Linked DNA regions of Homo sapiens: regions 2, 3 and 4 are each linked to region 1. A link is a contact called in ENCODE Hi-C data. All regions are on one chromosome and are shown on one strand. The core of a region is the stretch at or near the end of the contact, and the rest is flanking DNA. Distances in the headings are between cores, read along the strand shown.

What was found. Hi-C counts contacts between places; a loop is a spot of excess contacts on that map. Pooled maps may share reads with other maps.
Region 2: a loop to region 1 is called in a map with no recorded cell type, with 6 times the contacts of the local background. The contact joins the promoter of FBXO34-AS1 here to the enhancer-like site in region 1. A Hi-C loop is called at or near these places in 2 of 37 single-sample maps with no recorded cell type and 2 of 50 pooled maps.
Region 3: a map with no recorded cell type shows a loop between it and region 1 (5-fold over the local background). The contact joins two enhancer-like sites. A Hi-C loop is called at or near these places in 3 of 37 single-sample maps with no recorded cell type and 3 of 50 pooled maps.
Region 4: a pooled map shows a loop between it and region 1 (4-fold over the local background). The contact joins two enhancer-like sites. A Hi-C loop is called at or near these places in 3 of 37 single-sample maps with no recorded cell type and 4 of 50 pooled maps.

What each region holds. Positions count from the first base shown.
Region 1 is chr14:53,618,782-53,621,517 of GRCh38, reverse strand. All of the region lies in intron 2 of LOC105370504 (a long non-coding RNA gene), which reads right to left. Among named protein-coding and RNA genes, the nearest start is that of LINC02331, 230 kb to the left of the region's middle. Within about 2 kb of position 1,362, at least 2 of the 41 ENCODE cell types and tissues checked have a DNase peak (open chromatin) inside an H3K27ac peak, as active enhancers do.
Region 2 is chr14:55,270,652-55,273,387 of GRCh38, reverse strand. FBXO34-AS1 (FBXO34 antisense RNA 1) reads left to right here and starts at 1,310. Exons shown (of 2, transcript NR_184222.1): 1 at 1,310-1,506. FBXO34 (F-box protein 34) reads right to left here and starts at 1,967. Exons shown (of 2, transcript NM_017943.4): 1 at 1,851-1,967. RefSeq lists a silencer at 1,416-1,915.
Region 3 is chr14:55,097,102-55,099,837 of GRCh38, reverse strand. The region is part of intron 1 of LOC124903318 (a long non-coding RNA gene); the gene reads left to right. Among named protein-coding and RNA genes, the nearest start is that of LGALS3, 31 kb to the left of the region's middle. RefSeq lists an enhancer at 1,035-1,134. Within about 2 kb of position 1,342, at least 18 of the 41 ENCODE cell types and tissues checked have a DNase peak (open chromatin) inside an H3K27ac peak, as active enhancers do.
Region 4 is chr14:52,324,461-52,327,196 of GRCh38, reverse strand. The region is part of intron 1 of PTGER2 (prostaglandin E receptor 2); the gene reads right to left. Among named protein-coding and RNA genes, the nearest start is that of PTGER2, 12 kb to the right of the region's middle. RefSeq lists enhancers at 1,665-1,814, 1,955-2,004, 2,025-2,074. Within about 2 kb of position 1,381, at least 3 of the 41 ENCODE cell types and tissues checked have a DNase peak (open chromatin) inside an H3K27ac peak, as active enhancers do.

The DNA of each region.
Region 1 (2,736 bases), core at 113-2,612:
CTACTTGAGTCAGTTTCTGACACCCGTCACAGAGACTGTGGCAATGTTATTAACATATTTATGCTTGATGGCCTTTTCTTCTAGGAAGTCTTCCTGCTAAGCTGGGGTTACGTACCCTGTTGTCATGCTCTCCTGGCACCTTTCTTCCCATCCCAGCACTGCTTTTACTTCCTGCAATAGCCATACCTATCTGCTTCCCTCTGGGGCCCTAGACTCCATGAGAGCAGAGAATGCACCTACCCACTTCACTTCACTATTTAAAGATCTCAGTAAGTTCTTCTAGATCATCCTAGAAATCACTGGAGACACCTCTGGGAAAAGAAGAGTGGTGTGGGAGAGGCAAACTTTGTGTAGGAGAGGCCCCCCTGATGGGGGATGAAAAGGGAAATGCCCCAGCCTCACAGCCAGCTGGGCACCTCACTCAAGTGAATTTCCCTAGAAACCCCAGTGGGTCCTCATGTGGAAAGTGTGGCTGGTGTGATGATAGAAAATGGCAAATGATCTTTCCCTCAAAAAGGCAAAGGAAAGGGAGGTAGCACGTTAAGCATCAATGCCAAGATGTAACCCACAATAATTACAGTTCAAGAAAACCTGAACTTGGAAAATTTTGATTAAAAAAAACCCTACATGTACAATCTTACTTCATATCTGTTTTTCTTTCTAGTTACGTTGGATTTTCAATTTAAAGTACATTTAAATGGACATTTTAAAAGGCAGAAGGAGCAAATTCACACAACTCCCCCAGCAGCTTGCCCATGGGATTCATCATGGGGAGAAAGCCTGGCTGATCCTGGGCTTTCTGAAGAGGTGGGCTGTCCACTTGTCACCCCATATGAAGATGCTCTGCTTTTATGTGAGTTCAGCTCTATCAAACTATGAGCATATGTTTCAAAAAAAAAAAACTATGTCTTTTAAGGCATAGTAAAGACAGCTGAAACATTCTTTCTCTCCCTCCAGAAACCTAGGAATGAATTCCTCACCACTAAGGCAGAGTCCAGGAGAGAAAAGGCAACCAGCCAGAGAGGAAAAGGGAATCCAGAGAGAGCCGATCAAGTCAGGCCAAGTTAATAACAGACCTGCAAAGACCAGCCTCCAAGACTCTAACCTGCAGCCATGGGGAAATCCCAAAGAACCTGTCTCTTTAATTTTTTTTTCCCTGAAAAATATTATCTGGAGCTCTTCCTCTAAGTCTCTCGGCACCCTGATATTTGGGATAATTGCACCCACTGCTCTTAAGCTTGGGTGCTAAAATCCCCTCCTGGAGTTGAGTTTTTAAAGGGAGCAGATTTAAAGCTGTCAGCAGTAGAGGAGAGAAGGCCAAATTGCTCTCATGCTTGAGCCTGTGGCCCAATTTGTTTGTAATTGGATTGGTATGCAGGGAAGATAGAGCTGTCTGGGGGAAATGCTACATGATTCCCTTTAGTAGAGGATACTACTGATGCTGCTCATAGCCCAGCGCCAGATCCCAACTAATGAGGGAGGGCAGTGAGACCCTAAACGCAGAGGAGAAGGGCCAATTCCATGTATTCACCAGGTAAAAGGACAGCAGGGGATGCCCTTCACCAAATTTAACCCAGAAATCAGAGCATACATTGCAAGGTTTGTGTGCAAAGTTAGGGAATGTGGGCCAAGGAGGAAGCTTGGATGACAGAAGGGAGGAGAAGATGAAGCTGGACAGGATTCCAAGAGTCTAATAGCAGCCCTTTACCAGGAGAACTTTTTTTTTAATAAAATGAAATTGCTGCAACTTCCATTGCCTTCTCAGTTGAGTCTACATGGCCCAATTGTCAGCCAATAATATAAATTCCATCTGCAGGCCATCGCCAGCTGCAGAGCCTGAAAAATGTAGGCTTGGGGAGAAAGAGATTTAGTTCTACTCTCGGTTTTGCTACATACCATTTATGAAACTTTGGCAAGATACTTAACCCAATTGAAGCTCAGTCTTCTGGTCTGTAAAATGAAAATAATAACTCCTATGAGAATGCTGACTTAAAGGGATCTTGAAAGTCTGAAGAGCCATATTGGGTAAAATTCATGGTCAATCAGCATTATCCCCCCCCACCTTTATATATGTTCCCCTTTATCTCAGGCACCAGAAGCCTGGGAACTACATATCCCAGATTTGCTTTCCACCAAGGTTCTGAATTTGACTTACATTTGACAATGAAATTCATTTGTGAGATATCTGTAAGGGGAAAGAGAGCAAGAGATGCCTCTTCCTCTGTCAATGGTGGTGGTGGTGACTTGAGTATGAGCTCCCACAGATGTGACCAACATAGTAGCTGGCTGGTCACCTCTAGGCACCAGCTTCAAGGCTGTGGGCCAGTTATTATTTCCTGACCTCAGGTGGCAACCTGTGTGACATAACCTGAAAGCTAAGAGTAATCCACCTTACTTTCTTGGTTCTAGTCTTTTCCACAGCATAGTACTTTCTTGGTTCTAGTCTTTTCTGCAATGTAGTAAGCACTCATATTTGCTTTCTATTCCTATTTGTTTCAGGCAATGGAAGGCAATGGAAGTTGCAGCAATTTCATTTTACTAAAAAAATTTATATAGCAAATTATCACAAACTTAGCACCTTAAAACAACACTTATCACACACTTCCGTAGAGCAGGTGAGCTCAACTTGGTTCTCTACTCTGGGTTCTCACAGGGCTGAAATCAAGGGGTCAGTCAGATTGAGCTCTTATCTGGAGGCGCTGGAAAGAATCTACATCCAAGTTCATTCATGTGGTT
Region 2 (2,736 bases), core at 61-2,560, 1.7 Mb before region 1:
AAAATAACATGTACAGGAAAGCCTTGTTTTGTGAACTTCCAGTCAAATCCAATAGTACCTAACGGGTAAATTTTTGCTTTTATTTCCTGCCTGAAAATGGGCATAACTTCCATCTGCATGTTGATGTAAAACCCAGAGAGACAGTATCTTATCAATCACCTCTAAAAGGCAAATGGGGAGCAGGAAGTATTGAGAGAGAGGAAAAAAAAAAAACCGTACCATTACAAGTCAAGGTCAGTGAGGAAGGATTAAGGACTTCTACCCAAGCTTCCTGCTAAAGACTAACTATGCTTCAAGTTTAAGCCATCTACCTTTTGAACTAGATTCCATTTACATTATTCTACAGAGGAGGAAATGAAAAGTACTGATATGCTGGAATACCCGAAGAGGGTCACTATGACAAAGTGACTAGCTTCTCTTCCAGTTAGATCTCTTCTGAAAGCTTTGGAAGAAAAACAGTATTCACAGACAAATCATTTTTTTATTCTCTAATTTCATATTTAAAAGCACTACAGACAAAATTTTAGTTACCTATCCAGACAAGCGGTCCTGGAATATGTTTTTATATTAAGTTATAGCCGGGTCTCAGTAAGAAAGCAAGAAAACAGCTTGTTGCTGACTTCTAAACCATGGTAGCATGGGGTGGTAGCATGGTACCATAGGGTGGGATAGGGACAACCTGGATAAATTAACTCCTCAGGTAATTATTATTTAAGACAAATGTTGGATTAATTCAAACTCCTCCCTCCCTTTACAACAGAAAAAAAAAATCATGTAAGATCCACTCTCCCTCCTCCTGGCCATTTTCTAACAAAAAATGCTAACAAGCAGATAGATGTCCAGTTAAAAAAAAAAAAAAAAAGCAAACTGATTTATCAACACTAGAAGTGGTTCTCTTTTTTTTCAGTAATTCTGATTGCAAACTATCAAACTACGAATTTAGCTTCCTAAAAGGCTTTTTACATTACACCCTCCAAAAAACCTCCTACCCTGACTTAAGTTTTTCTAAATCAAATGTCTTATACTGAGCTGTACTCGCAACGCTTGCTGGACAAGAAGTTAAAGAAATTGACAACTATTACATTAAAATTGCAAAATGCTGATACCGAACAACTTTCGATTCAAATCCACTGCGATTCCAAGCGTTCGTGGAAGACAACTTCCTTTTTCTACCCTGCGGGTCCCCCCGGCCCTTCCGTGAGCCCAGGTCCCCGCCCGGGCCTGCAGTGACATCCCAGGACCCATCTTCTGACGTCACAGACACACGGACCCACAGCCCTATGACTTCATCGTGGACTGAGGACGAACCGCAGTCGACTTGCGCCAGCCCAGAGGCTGGGGAGGCGTCCGAGCCTCCGTCCCGCCTCGTCGTTGAAGAAGGTTAAGGACAAGCGCCAGCTCACCTGCGCTGGGGCAGGGAAGGGCAGAGTGGCCGAGCCCGGGAGGGCGCGACAGGGGCGAGGCGACCCCAGTCCAGAGGCTGACTTCCTCACCGCCCTGGGTCCCGTAAGTGGGAGCGCCGGTCCGGTGCAAGCTCACGGCCTATCCGTGAATCTCCTCGGCTTCAGCGGGGACCCAGGACCCCGCTCCCTACCCGCCCGACCCTCCGTGGCCCGCGGGGACGCTCAGCGCCCGGGCCGTGCGCGCGGAAAGAGCCGCACCGGAGGAGGCGCAGGCGGCCGGGTCCCTACCCCGGACCCGCGGGCGGCGCCCCCGCCCCCACCCCCACCCGCCCCGCGCCCCGGGAGCGCAGGCAGGCGGCGGTAGGGGGCGGGGAGCGGCCACGGTGGCCGCCGCCGGACCCCAGTCGCGCGGCCCTCGCGCCACGCCCCACCTCGGCCCGGACCCACCTGCGCTCCTGCCCCGGCCGCGGCCTGGCCCGGGGCTGCACCAGCCCGACGCAGTGGTGGCGGCAGCAGCGGTGGCGGGAGGCCTGGCTCACTCCCCACCGCTGAGTCGGACCGAGCACCCAGCGCGGCGCGGCGGCGCCCAACGCTCGCCCCGAAACCCATTTGTTTGGCTAAAACGGAGTGACGTCACGCGCCGGCCCAATCGACGGTTGGCCGGGGGAGGGGCCACGGATCCAGAGTTTCACGGCGCCCCCTGCCGGACACTGGGGGCGGGAAGGGGGAAGTGAAAAGGGAGACCTGGATGACGCGTCTGCGGCCCCCAAGTGGTAGAGAATGAAAGTTTGAGCACGACTGTAGGGAAAGGAATCAAACCTCCCAGGCCAGCCAAGAAGGGTAGTGACGCCAGGGTTCAATCAGCAGACATGTCAAGTTTATGAATATTCGTGGGTGGACCTGAAGCTGTAAATGGTCTCAGATACTATTAGATAACCTAGTAGACCTGGATCCTCATACTGGTTCTGCTGCTAGCTTGGAAGGCTGGGGTTCAGAGTTTCAATTTGTAAAATGACAAAATTGGAAAGGTCCCTTCTGACTCTCTTTCCTATGAAAATCATGGCAGGGATACCGGTCAGAAAGTAGATAAACGTTGAGGCTGACACGAAACTGTTAAAGTCTGTAGAAGCTTAAGGGCTGGTTAATGATGGATATAAATTTTTAACACTTTATATTCAAATCAGAGGGCCAGTGAGGAACTTTTGATTCCCAATCTTTAAGCTTATTATTGTTTTCATTGTGAAAATAATATTAACCACATTGAAAAACATGAGGACAATGTATTTTCTTCTAGACCTTTTGCCCCATCACATATATTTTACTACACTGTAAT
Region 3 (2,736 bases), core at 93-2,592, 1.5 Mb before region 1:
ACACACAGAAATAGCTATAGAGACATAGATGTATATTAGAAAATATGAATTCCTACTGATTAACTCCAGTTCCAATGTAATAAACTTTCCATATTTGTAACTTCTTTCCCCAACAGTGAAAAATCTGGTTCCCCTTAGACTTAAGCTCAAGAATACACAGAATGTAGTTTCAGAATTGCTAGTCCATAGCACTGCTAAAAGTAAACCTAACCAGAGTTCAATTTGCTAACCTTTTTTTTTTTTTTTTTTTTTTGAGACAAAGTCTCGCTCTTGTCGCCCAGGCTGGAGTGCAATGGTGTGATCTTGGCTCACCACAACCTCTGCCTCCTGGGTTCAAGCAATTCTCCTGCCTCAGCTTCCCGAGTAGCTGGGACTACAGGTGCCTGCCACCACGCCCTGCTAATTTTTTGTATTTTTAGTAGAGATGGGGTTTCACCATGTTGGCTAGGCTGGTCTCAAACTCCTGACCTCAGGTGATCCGCCTGCCTTGGCCTACCAAAGCTCTGGGACTACAGGCATGAGCCATCGTGCCTGGCCTGCTCACATTTTTAAAGGTAAAATTTATATATATAGAAATGCACAAGTCCTAAGTATACAATTCAACAATTTTTTATAAATAGATACACCCTTGTGACTTATAGTTTTTTTTTTTGTTTTTTTGTTTTGTTTTGTTTTGTTTTTTTTTGACACAAGGTCTCATTCTGTGCCCAGGCTGGGGTGTAGTGGTTGACCATGGCTCACTGCAGCCACCACCTTCCAAGTTCAAGTGATCCTCTCACCTCAGCCTCCAGAGTAGCGAGGACTACAGGAGCACACCACCATACCTGGCTAATTTTTGTAATTTTTGTAATTTTTGTAAAGGTGGGGTTTCACCATGTTGCCCAGACTGGTTTCAAACTCCTAGGCTTAAGCAATATACCTGCCTTGGCCTCTCAAAGTGCTGGGACTACAGACATGAGCCATCACACCTGGCCCATACTTCTTTCCTTTCTTCTGCTTCTGCTGCTTCTTCCACTTCTTCTTCTGCTTCTTCTTCTGTTTCTTTTTCTGCTTCTTCTGCTGCTGCTTCCTTCTTTCTTTCTTTCTTTTTTTTTTTTGGTAGAGATGGGTTCATGCTATGTTGCCCAGGCTGGTCTCGAACTTCTAGACTCAAGCAATCCTTCCTGCCTCAGCTTCCCAAAGTGCTGGGGTTACAGGCACTAGTCACCATGCCCTGCCTAAATCTTGCTTCTTTTTTTCCAATTTCTTGATGGTTACAGTCCTGTCTTCCAGTGACAGCCCGAGACAGGAGCTTGTGAGGTTTCCTCACGAGGGTTCCTTGTGAGCATGACTGAGATAGACAGGAACCATGTGTCTTGTGGGTGATTAGTAAATGTGAAACTACTCAGCCAACCCAGAAGATGTGGCACATGGCCAGAGTTGGGAGGACAAAGAGAGAAGGTAGGTGGGCTCCTACACACACTGAAACGCTTATTAATGACTCTCAGTAGTGCAAAGGCAAGACTTCTGGTGCAGGGTAGAAACTATGGTTCCTTAGAACCAGGAAGTTACACCCAGGTTAATATTTCGATAACAGTGGGGTTGTAATAGCTTATTTTCCAGGCTCCCTAATGAAAAGGGTCAGTGTGATTCAATCATGAGAGCTTCTGAAAAGGCTCTTTGACATGAAGGCATTTAGCTCTGCTCTTCATGTTGGCCCTTGACTATGTTAACAGTTTAATAAGCAGTTGCTTGTTCTGTCTGTGGCTTTGGTGTGCTTGAATTCCTCCCAACAAGGCTAAAAGCTCCTTGAGGGAGGTGACAGTATCATGCATTTTTCTGTTTTCCTACCTTGTCAGGTGACCAGGAAATGTCTAGTAGATACTTCTGAATTGAATCGAGTCTTCTTAGTCACCTTGACAAGTTCTTGTTTCTATTGTATCTGACTTCCTAGTGAGTAGGCACTCACACTGGCTGAATACATCATAAACCAATTCCACTAAATTGTTGCTAATCAAATTGTTAGTCCTTTCAGGAATCTGTGTTTTAGCAGATGACAATAATGAATGAGCGATGCTTATTAATCCAAATAGAATTGACCCAATAGTGGAATTACAGGCAATAGGGAGCTGGGGGGAGAAGGACTTTGATGAGCAGGGGGCTCCTTGCTGCCTCACCAGTAGTGCCACATCACCTGTGTCACTCTTCCCTGAGGTCACAGAATGTTGGGCCATAAAGGGATCATTATCTTTTTCTGATGGACCTCTTTTGCTCTCCTGACTCTTCTCTTTCCTATTCAATTTTAGTTTGTTTCCTTTGGTCCAACAGCAAATTGGCTGTAGCACCTTCTTCTAAAGAGCCCTGTAGACACCAGCATCTCTTGCCAGGATCTCCTAGTGCAAACCCTCTAAGCTTTCTGCTTTTATCCCCTCTAGCAAGACTGTGCAGATACTAGCGGGCAGGCAACCAGGGCCTCTGTAGGGCTGGGATCCCCTCCACAACAGGCCAGATTCATTCCGGAATTTGGTTCCAACTCTGTAGATCCTAGATTTCCTCAGCTGCTCAGTGGTGCGGGTTCTGCCTCTGCCTGCCTTCCTCTGCTGCCCTGACCCTGGTCGAGCCCTCACTGACTTTTACCTAGATTATTTTAACACCTACTTCCTAATGAGTCTACCTGCCGCTGGCTGTGGTAAGATGTATAACTATTCGGGCCGTGATCCCAAATTTACGATTAGCCTCCTACTGGGGCCACCACTG
Region 4 (2,736 bases), core at 132-2,631, 1.3 Mb after region 1:
GATGTTAGTTTTACATCGTAGCAGTAGACAGGCTTAGACCCTATGTTATGTCTTGAGATTTAAAAGCAAAACCATGTTTTGTCTGTGGTAGTGGTGGGGAACGAAAGGTGGGGGTTGGGAATCTTACCTTTCTTCCTTATGTAAACTGTAACATAATGAATGTATTTTTTCCCCTTGAACTCAATGAAAGCATGTTTTCTGTGGAATGCAATTAACATTAACACCATGCACAATGTCTTGGTGTCATTGGGAGTGGAGAGAAATAAACTTTTCTTGTCATCTAGAATAGAATCTTTTAACAATATAAATAATAATGATAATATTAGTAGCTCCAGTGTATCAATAACCTAATATATGTGTCATGAATTGTTCTGGGTACTAACCCCGCTTTATCTCTACTCCTTATAGAAACTCTGAAACTTAGAGATTGTCTCTTTTTAACAGATAGGGAAGTGAACTTCAGGAAAACTAATAACATGTTACATTTACTTCCAAATACTAAATCTAATGATCACAATTCAGCGAGACAGGGTCTGCAATGGAACACCCTGAGTGGGAGTATGAGTTCTGGCCATTGGACTGGGTTTGAATCCTACCTCTGTATATAGTTTGAGATCAATGGCAAGATATTAATAATGAACCTTTGTGCCTCAGTTTTGACATCTTTAAAATGGGTGATAATAATAACATACCCACTTCATAGAGTTGCTGAAAGGATGATAGGAAGTGATATGTGTAAGCTACTTAGATCAGTGCTCACATCCTAAGTGCTCCACAGTGTTCATTGTTATTATATCCATTTTACAAATGCAGACACTGGGGTATAGAAAATTAGATAATTTGCTCAAGTACCCAGAGCTGGTTAGTGGCCAAATCAGGATGCAAATTCCAACTCTCCTGATGCCAGTGCAGTGCTCACTGTGTGCTACGTGCAGGCCTGTATTAGAGCAAAGGCCTCAGAACAATGTCCTGAACACTGGAAAGCTGACACATCTTTACATATGGACCAAACTGCTCTACCAGCCCTCAAACGATTTCTTAGTTATTTAGGGAGCAACATAAATGTTTGGGCAGGTTGGAAGGAATGGAATAATGCATCTTGATAAAGATCACACTTCTACAAAATTCACAGAAAAGAGGAAAACAAAGGTAGATCACACCTAGTCATTTAAAACCAGTGCTTTATAAGGCTCCAGGGTCTTTCTTACCAATGGCTTTAGACACCTAGCCCCTCTTTTCTTCACTCGCCTTCTGCAGAAGAAGGAGCAGCTTGTTTCCCTTCTCTGAGTACTTACTCTGCAGGCATCTGGCAACTGGATATACAAAGCAAATTGCAGAGAGCGCAAAGGGTAGTCATCTTCAGTTTGCTTATGTTGGGACAAGAGCAGGAAGGTTTGGCAGCCATAGGTGTTTATGCCGGAGAATCTTGGCATAGGGAATGGAGAAAAGATTTGGCAGATGAGTAAGGAAAAAGAAGAATTGATGGTGGGTTTCCCAGAGAGTAGAGGAAAGCTAGGTGAGGAGGTGCAATGGAGCAATAGCTTTCTTGTCAGTTAAACTATTTTGGATGAAAACTACACAGGCTGGTGTGTTAAAAGAGTGATTTGGAGGTAAGAAATTCAGGATAATGATGCACATAGGTCTACAGATTAAAACACATATTAGTGATTACATATGCACACACACGTGTGCACATGATGCATAACTGAGCACTCCTGTAGAAAGGGCCTGCAGCTGAGTTGATGATCTAGTTTAACCAGAGAACATATTCACACTGAATTGGCCAGCCAAGAAGTGCAGAAAAGGCATAGCCTCTGGTGTTGCAGCTTCACACATTAAGATGAGTCAGGTTTTCAGGGGAGAATAACCCACATCAGAGTTCCTGAATGTCTTTAGAGCGTGACAGAATAATGAGAAGTGAAAATTGGTTGTAGAGGATGAAGCAATTCTGTACTGTTTCCTTTCCTTTATCATCTACTATGCTGGGTAATTTTGAGAATTGCTTAAAATTTGCACTTTGGAGGTGACCAATATTTTGTAGAAGACGGCTTTTTTTTTGAGATGGAGTCTCACTCTGTCGCCCAGGATAGAGTGCAGTGGCGTGATCTCCACTCACTGCAACCTCTGCCTCCTGCGTTCAAGTGATTCTCCTGCTGCAGCCTCCTGAGTAGCTGGGATTACAGGCACCCGCCACCACGCCTGGCTAATTTTTGTATTTTTAGTAGAGATGGGGTTTCACCATGTTGGACAGGCTGGTCTTGAACTCCTGACCTCAAGTGATCTGCCTGCCTTGGCCTCCCGAAGTGCTGGGATTACAGGTGTGAGCCACTGCGCCCAGCCAGTTCCTTCTTTTATACTTGGAGAAGAGACATACTTCAGTGACCCTCGAAATTCTTGATGTAAGTTTTGTCTTCTACCTCCCCATTTTTTTCTTTTGGTTCTTGTCTTTTGCCTAGATTACTATATTTTTGATCTTATGGATACTGGGATTTTAAAAAATTGTGGTAAAATAAATATAACATAAAATTTACCATTTTGCCATTTTCAGCTATACATTAAATACATTTACATTGTGGGGCAATCATATTGTTTATATTTTCACTTTTCTGCATATTATGCTTTGACATCTTAAATTCTTCTTGGCTGGGAGAGAATGCCCCTCCGGGGCTAGCTAATTTGTAGAGATAGCAAAGAGTTAGGCTGGGAGCATGTCTTTGATATACAGACTAACCTATC